2 separate regions of the Homo sapiens genome follow, and region 1 is linked to region 2. A link is a loop called in an ENCODE intact Hi-C map of the cell type or tissue named here. Cell type or tissue: PC-9. All regions are shown on one strand. Region 1 overlaps RCOR1 (REST corepressor 1). Region 2 overlaps RCOR1 (REST corepressor 1).

Region 1 (8,000 bases), 51 kb after region 2:
AAGTGAACTGATTTATTTTATATTTATGTATCTTATTTTTTGGCTTGTTGACCAGAAGTGAATTGATATGAATAAGCACACTTGCAAAATAAATGGGTTATTTATTTATTTATAGAGACAGGGTCTTGCTTTGTTTCCCAGGCTAGAGTACAGTGGCACCATCATAGCTCACTACTGCTGCTGGCAACTTCTGGGCTCAACGGGTCCTCCTGTCTTGACCTCCCAAAGTGCTGGGATTATAGGCATGAGCCGTCATGCCTGGCCCCCTAATTATTTAGATAGCCCTGTAGACCTGATTTCTTGTGGCTGAAGGTCTCTCAAATTGATTCTCAGTAGGCTTCATAAATAAAAGGGAACTTACACTGGAGGATCTTTATGCTGAATTGGCTTAGAATAAGTAGAAATTGCTAGGAATGTTTTATTTTTGTTTATTTAATTTGCTAAATCTGCTTTAGATATGAGCCTTGTAACTGGATTTCTTAAAAGTGTCCTTATGATTGAATCTATTTGTGGTGTTTGGATTGATTATTTTAAGTTCCTACTATGTACCAGACGTTTGCTACTTGTTTTAACTTGCTGTTTAATCTCTTTGAAGAAGGAACTGTTTCCTCCATTTTTATAGAAGAGAAAATTGAAACTTAAAGAGATTAGAGAACTCTCCTTCAGTCTAGGCAGAGCTGGGATTCCATTTCAGGACTGTTATGCTACACCAAATAAATGCTTGCTGCGTTAAAGAATGACTTAACAGTGAACACCTTAAGTCTTCATTGCCCAGTTACGTGAATGGAAGAAAGGCTGAGCAGTGAATTACAAACACTCTCTCCTCTAGTCTTCTGGCAGTGTTCCTTTACCTAATTCTGTGTCCTCAAACGCCCTGTTTTCTTTAGGTGATTATATTATTTGTTTCTTTTAAGCTTGCCTGTCTGCTTGTTCTTCTGAACAGTTCCCTTCAAATGTTACACCATCCACCCACATCTGTATTTCAGTATTTTATTGTGTCCTTTCATTGAGACTCTAATTTGGGTGAAAATTCTCCAAACTACATTTCTTTTTAGCATATTCTATTTTTGTCACCTAGAATCAGCCTCCCAGCTGACTTTTTCCCATAGATACGTAACAACCACCTGCTTTAACATTTTCTATCTTCCACTTAACAAAAATATTACTGTTGATAAATAATGAATACTTAGCATGTATAACTGTGCAAATAAAATGGGAGGAATGTGTATCGGGAAGATTTGAGGGGAGTGTGGATAAAAAACTGTTTGAAAATACCAGCTGTTGAATTTTATAGTGTTACTCTTTTTATTTTTATTTTTTAGTTTTATTATTACTATTTTTTGAGATGGAGTTTCGCTTTGTCGCCAGGCTGGAGTGCAGTGACGTGATCTTGGCTCACTGCAACCTCTATCTCCTGGGTTCAAGCGATTCTCCTGCCTCAGCCTCCCGAGTAGCTGGAACTAGAGGCGCGCGCCAGCCAATTTTTGTATTTTTAGTAGAGACAGGGTTTCACCATGTTGGCAAGGATGATCTCGATCTCTTGACCTCATGATCTTCCTGCCTCGGCCTCCCAAAGTGCTGGGATTACAGGCGTGAGCTACTGCACCCAGCCTATTATTATTTTTTAATTGAGACTTGTCTTACTTTCACCCAGGCTGGAGTGTAGTGGTGCAATCTTGCCTCACTGGAGCCTCCGCCTCCTGGGCTCAATCGATCCTCCCACCTCAGCCTCCTGAGTAGCTGGGACCACAGGCACTCGCTACCGTGCCCAGCTAATTTTTTCTATTTTTGGTAGAGACAGGGTTTTGCCACGTTGTCCAGGCTGGCCTCGGCTTCCCAAAGCGTTGGGATTACAGGCATGAGCCACCACGTGCAGCCTATAGTGTTATTCTTTAGTAGTTCCTAAAAGGCTTGTGTTAGATGTTTATAGCTGATAGTTGTGGTTTGAATCTGTGTCCCCAGCCAAATCTTGTGTCGAATTGTCATCCCCAGTGTTGGAGGTGGGGGCCCATGATTGGATCATGGGGGTGGATATCCCCCTTGGTGCTATTTTCATGATAGTGAGTGAGCTCTCGGGCGATCGGGTCGTCTAAAAGTGTGTAGCACCTCCCTCTTGTCTCTCTTGCTCCTCCTCTGGCCATGTTATATGTGCTTGCTTTCCCTTTGCCTTCCACCATGATTATAAGTTTACTGAGGCCTCCCTAGAAGCTGAGCAGATGCCAGCATCATGCTTCCTGTACAGCCTGCAGAACCTTGAGCCATTGAAACCTCTTCTCTTTATAAATTACCTAGTCTCATCTCAGGTATTTCCTTCTTTCTTTCTTTCTTTCTTTCTTTCTTTCTTTCTTTCTTTCTTTCTTTCTTTCTTTCTTTCTTTTTTTTTTTTTTTTTTTTGAGACGGAGTCTGGCTCTGTCGCCCAGGCCGGAGTGCAGTGGTGCGATCTCCACTCACTGCAAGCTCTGCCTCCCGGGTTCACGCCATTCTCCTGCCTCAGCCTCCCGAGTAGCTGGGACTACAGGTGCCTGCCACCACGCCTGGCTAATTTTTTGTATTTTTAGTAGAGACAGGGTTTCACCGTGTTAGCCAGGATGGTTTCGAACTCCTGACCTCAGGTGATCTGCCCGCCTCAGCCTCCCAAAGTGTCGGGATTACAGGTCTGAGCCATTGCGCCCGGCCAGGTATTTTTTTATAGCAGTGTGAGAACAGACTAATACAATAGCCATCATGTAAAATACAGTTTCCATTTTGAGCCAGGCACTTGGGTAAAAATGAAGAGTAGGTAAAAGACAAGATGTAGTTCTAATTTGAGCTTGTCATTTAGTATTTGAGTAATGCCGCATAATGGCTGTGGGTTTCCGATGACACACACCTTTTCATGATGTGGGTGGCCTAGGGAGTAGTGTGTTTGTTGGAACCACAGTTCTCTGCAGAGGGAATATGATTAAGTCTGATCTTTGTAATTTAGAATTAATGAGGCCAGGCGCACTAGCTGACACCTGTAATACCAGCACTTTGAGAGGCGAAGATGGGGAGGATCACTTGAGCCTGAGTTTGAGACCAGCCTGGGCAAGATAGTGAGAACCTGTCTCTACAAGAAAATAAAGAAAAAAATTTTTAAAAAAAGAAAAAAAATATAGAATTGGTATCTTGGCCACACCTCTTTCCCTGTGGTTGAGTTTTTTTTTTTTTTTTTTTTCCTGTTCTTTTCCTTTTTTTTTGAGACAAGATCTCTTCGTCACCTAGGCTGGAGTGCAGTGACATGATCAAGGCTTGCTGCAGTGTCAGTCTCCTGGGCTTAAAGGATCCTCCTGTCTCAGTCTCCCAAGTAGCTGGGACTGGAGGTAGGTGACACTAGCCTGGCTCACTTTAAAAACATTTTTTGTAGAGATAAGGTCTTGCCATGTTGCCCAGGGTGGTCTCAAACTCCTGGCCTCAAGCCATCCTCCCTCCTCAGCCTCCCAAAGTGCTGGGGTCTCTGGCATTCACCACCGCGGACAACCTTTTTTTTTTTTTTTTTTTTTTTTTAAGCTAAATTTTGTTGAATATTTGGATAGGCAATACAGGCATATGGTACAAAATTAAAAGATGCAAAAGGGTTATGCACAAGAGAAGTACATTTCTTAGGCATTCCTGGCCTTCCATTTTCCCTTCCTGGAGGCAGTTTTCTGATTTATTTTCTACAAGGATTCTGTTTAAATACTGGAGAATATCTGACCTGTTGTACTTTACTTTAGAATGGCAGGAAGCTGAATGACTCATGGGCATTTTTCCCTTTGTGAAGCTCATTGACATTCCTTCCTCTCAATACCTTAACTATGGCATGTTTTATAATTTGCTTTTGTTTTTGCTTTATCACAGTATTTTCCTATGTTTTTTATAGTCTTAATTTTTAAGCACTGCTTTAGGTATCTATTAATAGTTCAGAAAGTTGCGAAGATTACAAGCTCATATTTGTGAAAGTGTCTGGCACATAATAGGTGATCAATAAATATTTCCTTCTAGCTTGTCTGTCCCCTATCTCCCACTGGTTGTATGTATGAAACAAAAAAATGAAGGAGAAGGCTGAGCATAGTGGCTCATACCTGTAATCCTAGCACTTTGGGAGGCTGAGGCGAGCGAATTGCCTGAGGTCAGGAGTTAAAGACCAGCCTGGCCAACATGGTGAAACCCCGTCTCTACTAAAAATACAAAAATTAGCCGGGTGTGGTCACAGGCGTCTGTAATCCCAGCTACTCAGGAGGCTGAGGCAAGAGAATTCCTTGAACCTGGGAGGTGGAGGTTGCGGTCAGTCGAGATCGCGCCACTGCACTCCAGCCTGGGCAACAGAGTGAGACTTTTTGTCACACACACACACACACACACACACACACACACACACGTGAAATAAACCTATGAACCAACTAATGCAGTGGATTCCAAAATTAAGATTAAGCTTGTGTAAGTTGTAATGTTTCTTGATGTACCCATTTATTTGAGTGGAAACAGATTCTTTTCATTCTTTGAAATCACTTTGCTGAGATTTTTTTATTTTTTTTATTTTTTTTTTGGAGACAGAGTCTCGCTGTGTCGCCCAGACTGGAGTGCAGTGGTGTGATCTAGGCTCACTGCAACCTCCACCTCCCGGGTTCAAGCGATTCTCCTGCCTCAGCCTCCTGAGTAGCTAGGATTATAGGCATGTGCCACCACACTCAGCTAATTTTTGTATTTCAGTAGAGGTAGGGTTTCACCATGTAGGCCAGGCTGGTCTCAAACTCCTGACCTCAAGCGATCCGCCTGCTCAGCCTCCCTGAGTATTGGGATTATAGGTGTGAGCCACGGTGTCCCGCCAAGCTGAGACATTTTTAAGAAAATGTTTCTGTTTTTTTGTTTATTTGTTTGTTTTGAGATGGAGTCTCACTCTGTCACCCAGGCTGGAGTGCAGTGGTGCCATCACTGCAACCTCTGCCTCCTGGGTTCAAGCAATTCTCCTGTTCCAGCCTCCTAGGTAACTGGGACTGCAGGCTTGCCACCATATACCTGGCTGATTTTTTGTATTTTTAGTAGAGATGGGGTTTTACCATGTTGGCCAGGCTGGTCTTGAACTTCTGACTCAAGCGATCTACCCACCTCAGCCTCCCAAAGTGCTGGGATTACTCCCACAGCACCTGCTCAGAAAAGGTTTCTTTTCTTTTCTTTTTTTTTTTGAGATCAGGTCTCACTCTGTCGCCCAGGGTGTAGTGCAGTCGCGCAATCTCAGCTCACTGCAACCTCCGCCTTCCAGGTTCAGGTGATTCTCTTGCCTCAGCCTCCCAAGCAGGTGGGATTTCAGGCATACACCACCATGCATGGCTCATTTTTGTATTTTTAGTAGAGAGGGGTTTCACCATGTTGGCCAGGATGGTCGCGAACTCCTGACCTCATGTGATCCACCCGCATCAGCCTCCCAAAGTGCTGGGATTATAAGCGTGAATCACTGCACCTGGCTAGAAACATCTTCTAAAGCCTAATCTTTTTTTTTTTTCCTTATATAATTTAGGTTGACTATGTAAACCCAAAACACATAGGGTAGAAACTCGTGAAAAATATTTTTGAGGATATCTTTGCAAAGTGTTGTGCCTCACGGTGCTGGATATGGATGTGTGCTTAGTGTCAGTGCATAGATTTAGGATTTCCCACCTGTATGTATGCTTTTGGTGAGTCCTTTTAGGCGATATGTCCTCATGTTCAAGGAGTAATGGCATACTGGTTCATTTAAACCCATGTTTTAATCCTAATTTAAGACCGATTTACTTCTTCTTGGAGCTAATTTCTTAACTTTTCTGATGATGTTTTTGTTGCTTAAGTTAAGACTAATATAACACAGAAGTCTTACTCATCCTTTTTGATATTAGAGATTTTGGTTTATTAATCTAGTGGAATTTTAAATATCATTTTACATGTTTACTCTCAAGATCTGATGATTGACTGACTGGGTGCAGTGGATCACACCTGTAATCTCAGCACTTTGGGAGGCCAAGGCGGGCAGATCACTTGAGGTCAGGAGTTCGAGACCAGCCTGGCTAACATGGTGAAACCCTGTCTGTAGTAAAAATACAAAAATTAGCCGGACTTGGTGGTGCGTGCCTGTAATCCCAGCTACTGGGGAGACAGAGGTGAGAGAATCACTTGAACCCCAGAGGCGGAGGTTGCAGTGAGCCTAGATCACTCCATTGCACTCCAGCCTGGGCGACAGAGTGAGACTCCGTCTCAAAAAAAAAAAAAAAAAAAAAGAAGATTGAATTAAGGGCAAACTTGGAACAGGCCAGTTTCCCATTATATTGCCTCTCTGAAACAAGTGAAAGAGTTTTCTTTATGAGGGGTGTTCTTTTTAATTTAATTTAATTAATTTTTATTTATTTATTTTGAGACAGAGTCTTGCTCTGTTGCCCAGGCTGGAGTGCAGTGGCATGATCTCGGCTCACTGTAACCTCTGCCTCCCAGGTTCAGGTGATTCTCCTGCCTCAGCCTCCCAAGTAATTGGGATTACAGATGCCCACCGCCACACCCAGCTAATTTTTGTATTTTTAGTGGAGACGGGGTTTCACCATATTGGTGAGGCTGGTCTTGACCTCTGAACCTCAGATGATCTACCCACCTCGGCTTCCCAAAGTGTTGGGGTTACAGGTGTGAGCCACTGTGCTGGGCCTTCTTTTTAAAAAAGGTTTTTCTGGCCAGGTGCGGTGGCTTTAATCCATATGTGTGAGACCAGGCACGGTGGCTCATGCCTGTAATCCCAGCACTTTGGGAGGCAGATCACCTGAGGCATGAGAAGTGCTTGAACTAGGGAGGTAAGAAGTTGCAGTGAGCCAAGATCACACCATTGCACTCCAGGCTGGGTGAGAGTGAGACTCTGAAAAAAATAATAATAAAAATGGTTTTCTTACTTTTATGACTTGAATTATGGAAAGTTTTTAGAATGTGACTCTTTTCTCAGGAACAGGATGGCTACCTACCTACCCCCCATCCTTTTCCTGTATGCTATGGATTATCAGACCCCTCACTTGGGTTCCTCTTACATCACCAAGGTGTGCTTGTCAATACCCAGAAACCAACACTGATACATTACTAAGTTCCACATTTTATTTAGATTCCAATAGTTTTCCCATTAATGTCCATTTCTGTTCTAGAATCCAATCCAGGTTACTGTATGCATTGCATTTAATTATGATGTCTCCCCAGTTTGCTGTTTTTCACATGACTAGACTAGGGTTATGAATTTGGGGAATTCATATGATTGGAGTGGTGGGAGGTGTAGTGCATGCTACTCCATGATTTATTGCTGGTAATGTTAATCGTGGCCAAGGTTGTTTCCCTACTGTATACACTCACCACCTTCCATACTTATTTTTTTGGAAACAAGTTAGTAAGTCCAACCTACACTCAAGTCGGGGAGATTTAAGCTCCATCTCCTAGAGGGGAGTGGGGAATATTTACATAAATTATTTGAAATTCTCCCACGAGGAAGCTGCTTTTTCTAGGAAAGGTCTTTGCCCGTTATTCTACCGACTTACTGGACTTTTTATTTGACTTTTTAAAAAGAAGCTCTTTAGATAAAATCTCCATAAATACTTAGATAAATTACTGCAATTTTATATTTGCATATGAACAAGTGGAGTTTTGTTGATGCAGGGTTGCATTGGCCTTCACTATCAAAACAAATGTCTCATCTGATCAGCATTTATAAATAGTGAGGTACCAGAATCATTAAGGCTCATAAAGTCTTCCGTTTTTATTTTGGCTATTCTGGTGGTGGGTAACAATATTAACAACAATAAAAATTCATCTTATTTTACTGGAGATTCCTGCAAAGTGGCAGAATACCAGGACAAGGAACCAATTCTGGCACACATGTGTCAAACAAGAAAGCTCTGGGAATGTAATAATGTAATAAAGTGTGGTCGAGAGAGCTCTGGGCTGGAATAGGCATGGGGTCCTTGACACTATCACCTCTGCCAAGACACTTCATGTGTATGGTTTCCCC
Region 2 (8,000 bases):
TCGTGATCTGCCCGTCTTGGCCTCCCAAAGTGCTGGGATTACAGGCGTGAGCCACCGCGCCCGGCTGCTAATTTTTGTATTCTTAGTAGAGATGGTATTTCGCTGGCTGGGCATGGTGGCTCACACCTGTAATCCCAGCACTTTGGGAGGCCGAGGCAGGCGGATCACTTGAGGTCGGGAGTTCAAGACCAACCTGGCCAACATGATGAAACCCCTCTCTACTAAAAACACAAAAATTAGCTGGGCGTGGTGGTGCATGCCTGTAATCCCAGCTACTCAGAAGGCTGAGGCAGGAGAATTGCTTGAACCCAGGCTGCAAAGGTTGCAGTGAGCGTAGATGGCACCACTGCACTCCAGCCTAGGTGACAAAGTGAGACTCTGTCTCAAAAAAAAAAGACGGGGTTTCACTATGGTGGCCAGGCTGGTTTCGAACTCTTGACCTCAGGTGATTGACCCGCCTTGGCCTCCCAAAGTGCTGGGATTACAGGCTTGAGCCACCGCACCCGACCAAACACTGATTTAATACTAGGCAATATTTGCTTCAGGTACAGCTAAAGCCTCATTCCCGCCTTCTTTCTTCATTAATTCACAGTTGGTTTATATTATTTCTGTGATAGTTTGCATCTTCTGAGAAGCAGATGACAAGACAGAATTAGATGTGCAAGAGGTTCATTAGGGTATGCTTGTGAAGGATAAAGAGAGGAAGGAGGTGTAGGTGGCAAGAGCCTTTACACTGGAAGCATGTGTGACACCTGTGAAAGAAGAGAGGGAAGGAATGATGATTAATGATTGATAGAGGAACCTCAAACTGCAGTGCAGCTTGCAGTTCAGAGAAAATCTCAGCCAGAGTAGATTGTTAGAAGAGTCTGTTGGGCAGGAATGGTCCTTCTTTGTGAACATCTGCTGTGTTCAGTCATTGGCTGGGAGCAGCCTAGAGTAGCCTAGCCTTGGTATGGGTGCTGTAGTAGATTTCTGGTAGCTGGGGCTGTCAGTTAACTACACTCCTTGCAACATTTTCTCTCTTGAAGGGAAATCTGAGTGGCACACTCAAGGCTGTCAGAATTCCCATACGTGTTTTTGTACTTAAATACATGTGTGTAATTCCAGCACTTTGGGAGGGTGAGGCGGGAGGATCACCTGAGATCAGGAGTTCGAGACCAGCCTGGCCAACATGGCGAAACCCCGTCTCTACTAAAAATATAAAAATTAGCTGGGTGTGGTCGCGGGTACCTGTAATCCCAGCTACTTGGGAGGCTGAGGCGGGAGAATTGCTTGAGCCCGGGAGGCGGAGATTGCAGTGAGCCGAGGTTGTGCCACTGCACTCCAGACTGGACGACAGAGCTAGACTCCGTCTCAAAAAAAAAAAAAAAGTGATAATATGTTTTCTTGTTATTGTTAGTGTTTTTGTAAATGGAATAATCTATGCTATTCATGTACTTTTATGCTTTCCAAACAAGTACATTTCCACTAGCAAGGTAAACAACTTTGTTTTCACCTTGTCTTCGTCATGGTGTTAGTTAGGTTATTAATTTTTTTTAAATGCTATCCTTTAATGGCTTATATTAGCATTTTTTTCTTTTCTTTTCTTTTCTTTTTTTTTTTTTTTTTTTGGAGATGGAGTTTCGCTCTTGTTTTGTTCCCCAGGCTAGAAATGCAGTGACGCAGTCTCCTCTCACTGTAACCTCCGCCTCCCCGGTTCAAGTGATTGTCCTGCCTCAGCCTCCCGTGTAGCTAGGATTACAGGCATGTGCTACCACGCCTGGCTAATTTTAAAAAATATTTTTAGTAGAGAAGGGGTTTCACCATGCTGGCCAGGCCGGTTTTGAACTCCTGACCTCAAGTGATCTCCCGCATCGGCCTCCCAAAGTCCTAGGATTACAGACGTGATCCACTGTGCCTGGCCTCTTCTTTCTTTTTTTGTAGACTTGATATCGTTCTGCCTCTTAGGCTGGAGTGCAGTGGCATGATCACAGCACACTACAGCCTCAGCCTCCAGGGCTCAAGTGATCCTCCTGTCTCAGTTTCCTGAGAAGCTGGGACTACAGGCATGAGCCAGTATGCCTGACTGATTTTTGAACTTTTTGTAGAGACGGGGTTTTGCCAAGTTGCCCAGACTGGTCTCCAACTCCTGGGCTCAACCAGTCCTTCTGCTGTGTCCTCCCAAAGTGTTGAGATTACAGGCATGAGTCACTGTGCCTGTAATTAAGTTTTCCAATTAATGATGAGGTTAAGTGTCTTATGTTTTTAATTTTTAATTTTTAATTTTTTTAAGACCTTTTTTTTCCCCTTTTTTGAGATGAGTTCTTACTCTTGTCGCCCAGGCTGGAGTGCAGTGGCGTGATCATAGCGTACTGTAGCCTTGAACTTCTAGGGCTCAAGTGATCTTCATACCTCAGTTTCTGGAGTAGTTTGGACTACAGTTGTTCACCACCACACCCAGCAAAGAATGTGACAAAAAGTACTAAGTGTGTTTTAGCTAAGTATCGATAAGAAAAGAGTGTCTTTTTATTTATTTTTTATTTGTTTATATGTACTTTTTGAGACAGGGTCTGGCTCTGTCATCCAGGCTGGAGTGCAGTTGTGTAATTTTGGCTCCCTGCATCCTCAGCCTCTCAGGCTCAAGTAATCTTCCCACCTTGGCCTCCGGAGTAGCTGGGTTTATAGGCTCTTGCCACTATGCCCAGCTAATATTTGTATTTTTTGTAGAGATGGGGTTTCAGGTTTTGTTGGTCTTAACCCTGGCCCAGGGGTGTCTGTAAATTTTTTTTTCTTTTTTTTGCCACTCAGTTTCCTCCTGTGAATGTATCTTTCTTTTGCTATTTTTCTTTTTTTTCCCCCTTAGGGTCTTGCTCTGTTGCCCAGGCTGGAGTGCGGTGGCTTAATCTCAGCTCACTGCAACCTTCATCTCCTGGGCTCACATGATCCTCCCACCTCAGCTTCCGAGGTAGCTGGGACTACAGGAGTGTGCCACCACGCCTGGCTAATTTTTGTGTTTTTTTGTAGAGACAGGGTTTCACCATGTTTCCTAGGCTGTTTTGCTGTTTTTCTATAGGGTGTTGGTTTTTATAGGTTTTGGTTTTTTGTATGGATTTGTGTGAGTTCTTTTTATTTATATATTTGGATATTCTTTGTTAGAATTGCACATATGTTTTTTGTTTTTTCTTTAATATTATGTGTGTTGCGGGGAGGAGGATTGAGTTTATTTGACTAGGAAGGGATAAAAATACATTCCTGACTGGAGACTGTACTCAGAGATTGGTCTTGGTGTATACCCCTGATTTCTAAGATGAATGTTACTGAGAATTGACAATTTTTTTTGTTGATTGTTGTGTTTCCACTAAGTTATTCATCTCATTTTGGCCTGCTATTAGCTAGTTGACCCAAATCACAGTGCTGGATGACTTGAAAAGCTCTGATTTAATTTTTGCCTAGTATATAGTTATAGTAGCATATAGGTTAAAGGTTAAAGTTACAGCTTTGATCCTATAATGGTCAGTTAGTTTCCCACGAAAGGTTAAAATGCTATAGACTAAAACTAACAGCTGTCTTAGGGATTTGCCACTCCTTATAAGGCAATGGGTAGTGTGTGGATAGGGAGGTACAACTTGTCATCACTAACAAAACCCTCGAAAGAATGATCTATCCAGGTTGCTTACTCTGTGCCAGGCTAGTTTTAACACACATCAAATCATTTGACCCTCACAACAGTCATATGATGTAAAGTTACTATCTCCATTTTCCAGATGAGGAAACAGAGGCATTGAGAGGCTTAGTCTTATGGTTGAACCTAATAACTTGCCGTGGTAATCCAGTCCGAGAGGCCCTCAGCTGTAAGAGGCACCTTTATTTTATGTTTCAGTAAGAAAGGAAAAGGATCAACAAGATAGACTGTTAATTTTAAGTATTATAAGAATTCTGATTTATAAGTATAATCAGAATTCAATTTAGTGTATTTTAGAGAGGGTCAGCCAGAATCCTCTTTAAGAGAAAACACTTAGGCTGGGTGCAGTTGCTCACTCCTGTAATCCCAGCACTTTGGGAGGCTGAGGCAGGTGGATCTCCCAAGGTCAGGAATTCAAGATCAGCCTGGCCAAAATGGTGAAACCCTGTCTCTACTAAAAATACAAAAAATTAGCCAGGCTATAATCCCAGCATTTTGGGAGGCTGAGGCGCGAGAATTGCCTGAACCTGGGAGGTGGAGCTACAGTGAGCCGAGATCGTGCCACTGCACTCCAGCCTGGGTGACAGAGCAATATTCCATCTCAAAAAAAAAAAAAAAAAAAAAAGGAAAAGAAAAAACACTTAGGAGCAAGACTTTATTGGATCCATTGATTAGTTGTTTCCATGTGGCCCCAGGTGTTGGGGAATTTTATGTTTCGGGTTGCCAGAGCCAACTTGTAGTCCAGTTACATTCCTCTTCTTCCTGGCAGTGAGAACACCGGTGAAATGGGAGGTGGTTAGCTTGGTTGCCTGGGGACAAATTGGACTGAGTTGCTTTATTCCTGCATGTATGTTGAAATAGTCATCTTCACAACTTAGAATATAGTTGGAGTTTTTTTTAGAAGAGCCATTTATTTTGATGGTGTGACTGAAGGCTATACATACAGTCATGTATTGCAAAACAAATGTCATTTTGGTCAAGGACAGTGGTCCCATAAGATTATAATGGAACTAAAAAATTTCTGTCGCCTAGTAACTTCACCTTGTCTATAGTGCAACAGCGTGTAGCATTACTTAGGTGTTTGTGTGGTGTTGGTGTAAACAAACCTACTGCACTGCCAGTCTTACAAAATCTAGCACATGGAGTTATGTATAGTACATAGTACTTGGTAATGACAATAACTGTATTACTGGTTTGTGGATTTACTATGCTATACTTTGTATGGTTATTTTAGAGTGTATTCCTACTTATAAAAATTATCAGTTTGCTGTAAAACAGCCTCAGGCAGGTCCTTCAGGAGGTATTCCAGAAGGAAGGCATTGTTACTCTAGAATATGACACCTCCATGGGTCTTATTGCCTCTGAAGACCTTCCAGTGGGACAAGGAAGGTATGGAGTTGGAAGATGGTGATATTGATGATCCTGACTGTAGGCTAGGCCAATGTGTGTGTCTTTGTGGTTTTTTTTGTTTTTGTTTTTGAAATGGAGTCTCGCTCTGTTGCACAGGCTGGAGTCCAGTGGCATGATCTCGGCTCACTGCAACCTCTGCTTCCCTGCTTCCAGTGATTCTCCTGCCTCAGCCTCGTGAATAGCTGGGATTACAGGTGCGCGCCACCATGCCTGGCTAATTTTTGTATTTTTAGTAGAAATAGGGTTTCATCATATTGGGCAGGCTGGCCTTGAACTCCCGACCTCAAGTGATCTGCCTGCTTCGGCCTCCGAAAGTGCTGGGATTACAGGCATGAGCCACCGTGCCCGGCCTAATTTTTGTATTTTTAGTAGAGACGGGGTTTTGCCATGTTGGCCAGGCTGGTCTTGAACTCCTGACCTCAGGTGATTTGCCTGTCTTGGCCTCCCACAGTGCTGGGATTACAGGTGTGAGCCACTGCACCTGACTGTATTTACACCCATACTCTCCCTGAAGGTTGTAGTTCCTGCCCTGCTTTACTTTTACTGGCATAGAAGCTGCTGGGCTTGGTGTTCTGCTTTCAAACTTAGCGTGGATATAGGGAGTTCAGCGGGGAGGAAGAGAAGAGTAGGTGCTTAACTAGTTTTGATCTTACTCAGTACCAGAGAGTGTTCTGGGAGCTAGTGGTGTCATGTATGTCTGATTTCTTTGAGGGTGGTAGCGTAGTTTTTTGAACCACCAAATCAGGTTTTAAGTTTTTTTTTTTTTTTTGGAGGGGAGATAGGGTCTCACCCTGTCCCCCAGGCTGGAGTGCAGTGGCGGGAACATGGCCCACTGCATGCAGCCTTGACTTCTTGGGCACCAGTGATCCTCCTGCCTCAGCCTCCCAGGTAGCTGGGATTACAGGTGTGAGGCACTGCACCTGGCTGTTAAGTATTATCTAGTATAAACTCGTCAGAGCTAAATAGGGGCTGAATTTTCTAAGAATATGTGCTTGGTTTGGGTCTTTTCTTGAATAGGCTTTTGTTTTTGTTTTTTTGATTTTTTTGGGTTTTGTGTTAGTTTTTTTTTTTTTTTTTGAGACGAAGTCTCACTCTGTCGCCCAGGCTGGAGTGCAGTGGTGTGATCTTAGCTCACTGCAGCCTCTGCCTCCCGGATTCAAGTGGTTCTCCTGCCTCAGCCTCCCAAGTAGCTGGGATTATAGGCATGCTCCACCACGTCTGGCTGATTTTGTATTTTTAGTAGAGACGGGGTTTTTCCATGTTGGTCAGGCTGGTCTCGAACTTCTAACCTTAGGTGATCCGTCTGCCTTGGCCTCCCAAAGTGCTGGGATTATAGGCGTGAGCCACCGCGCCCGGCTGAGTAGGCATTTTTTAATGGACATTTGATAAGGACCAAGTGCAACTGTATATCAAATGGAAATCTAGGGAAAAATTGTCTTTTAAATTGCAGTTAAAAGCTGATTATCCCTATTGTCTCTTGCTTTCCTTATAATGAATTTGTATAAATTGGAGATGCACATCTTGCATAGATGTGTTTTCTTTTTTTTATATAAAGTGGTGCAAGTCACATCACAAAATTGACTATTTTTTGGCCAGGTGTGGTGACTCATGCGTGTAATCCCAGTGCTTTGGGAAGCTGAGGCAAGTGGGTCACCTGAGGTCAGGAGTTTGAGACCAGCCAGGCCAATATGGTGAAAACCTGTCTCTACTAAAAATAGAAAAAAGCTAGCCAGGCGTGGTTGCTCATGCCTGTAATCCCAGCACTTTGAGAGGCTGAGGTGGGCAGATCACGAGGTCAGGAGTTTGAGACCAGCCTGGCCAACATGGTAAAACCCCATATCTACTAAAAGTATAAAAATTAGCCGGGTGTGGTGGCACCTGCCTTTAATCCCAGCTACTCAGGAGGCTGAGGCAGGAGAATCGCTTGAACCCGGGAGGTGGAGGCTGCAGTGAGCTGAGATCGTGCCACTGCACACTAGCCTGGGCAACAGAGCGAGACTCTGTCTCAAGAAAAACCACAAAGTACAAAAAATTAGCCAGGTGTGGCGGTGCACGCCTCTAATCCCAGCTACTTGGGAGGCTGAGGCAGGAGAATTGGTTGAACCGGGGAGGCAGAGGTTGCCATCAGCCGAGATCACGCTACTGCACTCAAGCCCGGGCGAAACAGAGAGACTCCATCTCAAAAAAAAAAACAACAAAATTAACCGTTTTACAATGAACAATTCAGTGGCATTCAGTGCACTCGCATTGTTGTGGAGCCACTGCCCTTGTCTAGTTCCGAAACATTTTCATCACCCTAAAAAGAAAATCTCACATGTGTTAGAATGAAGAATGAGTTACTTCTTATTCTCCATTCTCAGTACCAGGCAACCACTAACCTGCTTTTTGTTTCTGGATTACTTATTCTGGAACTTTCACGTAAATGGGTATGTGACCTTCATGTCTGGCTTCTATCACTTAGTGTAATGTTTTCAAGGTTCATTCATGTTGAAGCTTGAGTCAGTATTGGTACTTTCTGTGCTTCATTGCTTTTGTTTTGTGTTGTTGTTTTTTTTGTTTTGCCTTGTTTTTGTTTTTTGAGATGGAGTCTTGCTCTGTCGTCCAGGCTGAAGGGCAGTGGCGTGATCTCAACTCATTGCAACCTCTGCCTCCCTCGTTCAAGCGATTCTCCTGCCTCAGCCTCCCAAGTAGCTGGGATTATAGGTGCGCACCACCATGCCTGGCTGATTTTTGTATTTTTAGTAGAAATGGGGTTTCACCATTTTGGCCAGGCTGGTCTTGAGCTCCCGACCTCAGGTGATACACCTGTCTCGGCCTCCCAAAGTGCTGGGGTTACAGGTGCCTGGCCTAATTTTAAAATTTTTTTTTTGTGGAGAGACGGGGTTTGTTTATGTTGGCCAGGCTGGTCTCTAACTCCTGACCTCAAGCA

The links. Hi-C counts contacts between places; a loop is a spot of excess contacts. Peaks named below come from ENCODE experiments on the same cell type or tissue, not always from the same donor. Only the 100,000 strongest peaks of a DNase experiment are listed, where the experiment ranks them.
Region 1: it touches region 2 in a loop (4-fold over the local background); 6 of 110 quality-filtered maps call a loop at or near these places.

What each region holds. Positions count from the first base shown.
Region 1 is chr14:102,651,610-102,659,609 of GRCh38, forward strand. The region is part of intron 2 of RCOR1 (REST corepressor 1); the gene reads left to right. Among named protein-coding and RNA genes, the nearest start is that of RCOR1, 63 kb to the left of the region's middle. RefSeq lists an enhancer at 1,659-2,158. In PC-9, no CTCF peak of the experiment used is centred here; a DNase peak (open chromatin) is centred at 3,752; H3K27ac peaks cover 2,761 bases.
Region 2 is chr14:102,600,804-102,608,803 of GRCh38, forward strand. The region is part of intron 2 of RCOR1 (REST corepressor 1); the gene reads left to right. Among named protein-coding and RNA genes, the nearest start is that of RCOR1, 12 kb to the left of the region's middle. In PC-9, no CTCF peak of the experiment used is centred here; a DNase peak (open chromatin) is centred at 4,458; H3K27ac peaks cover 2,952 bases.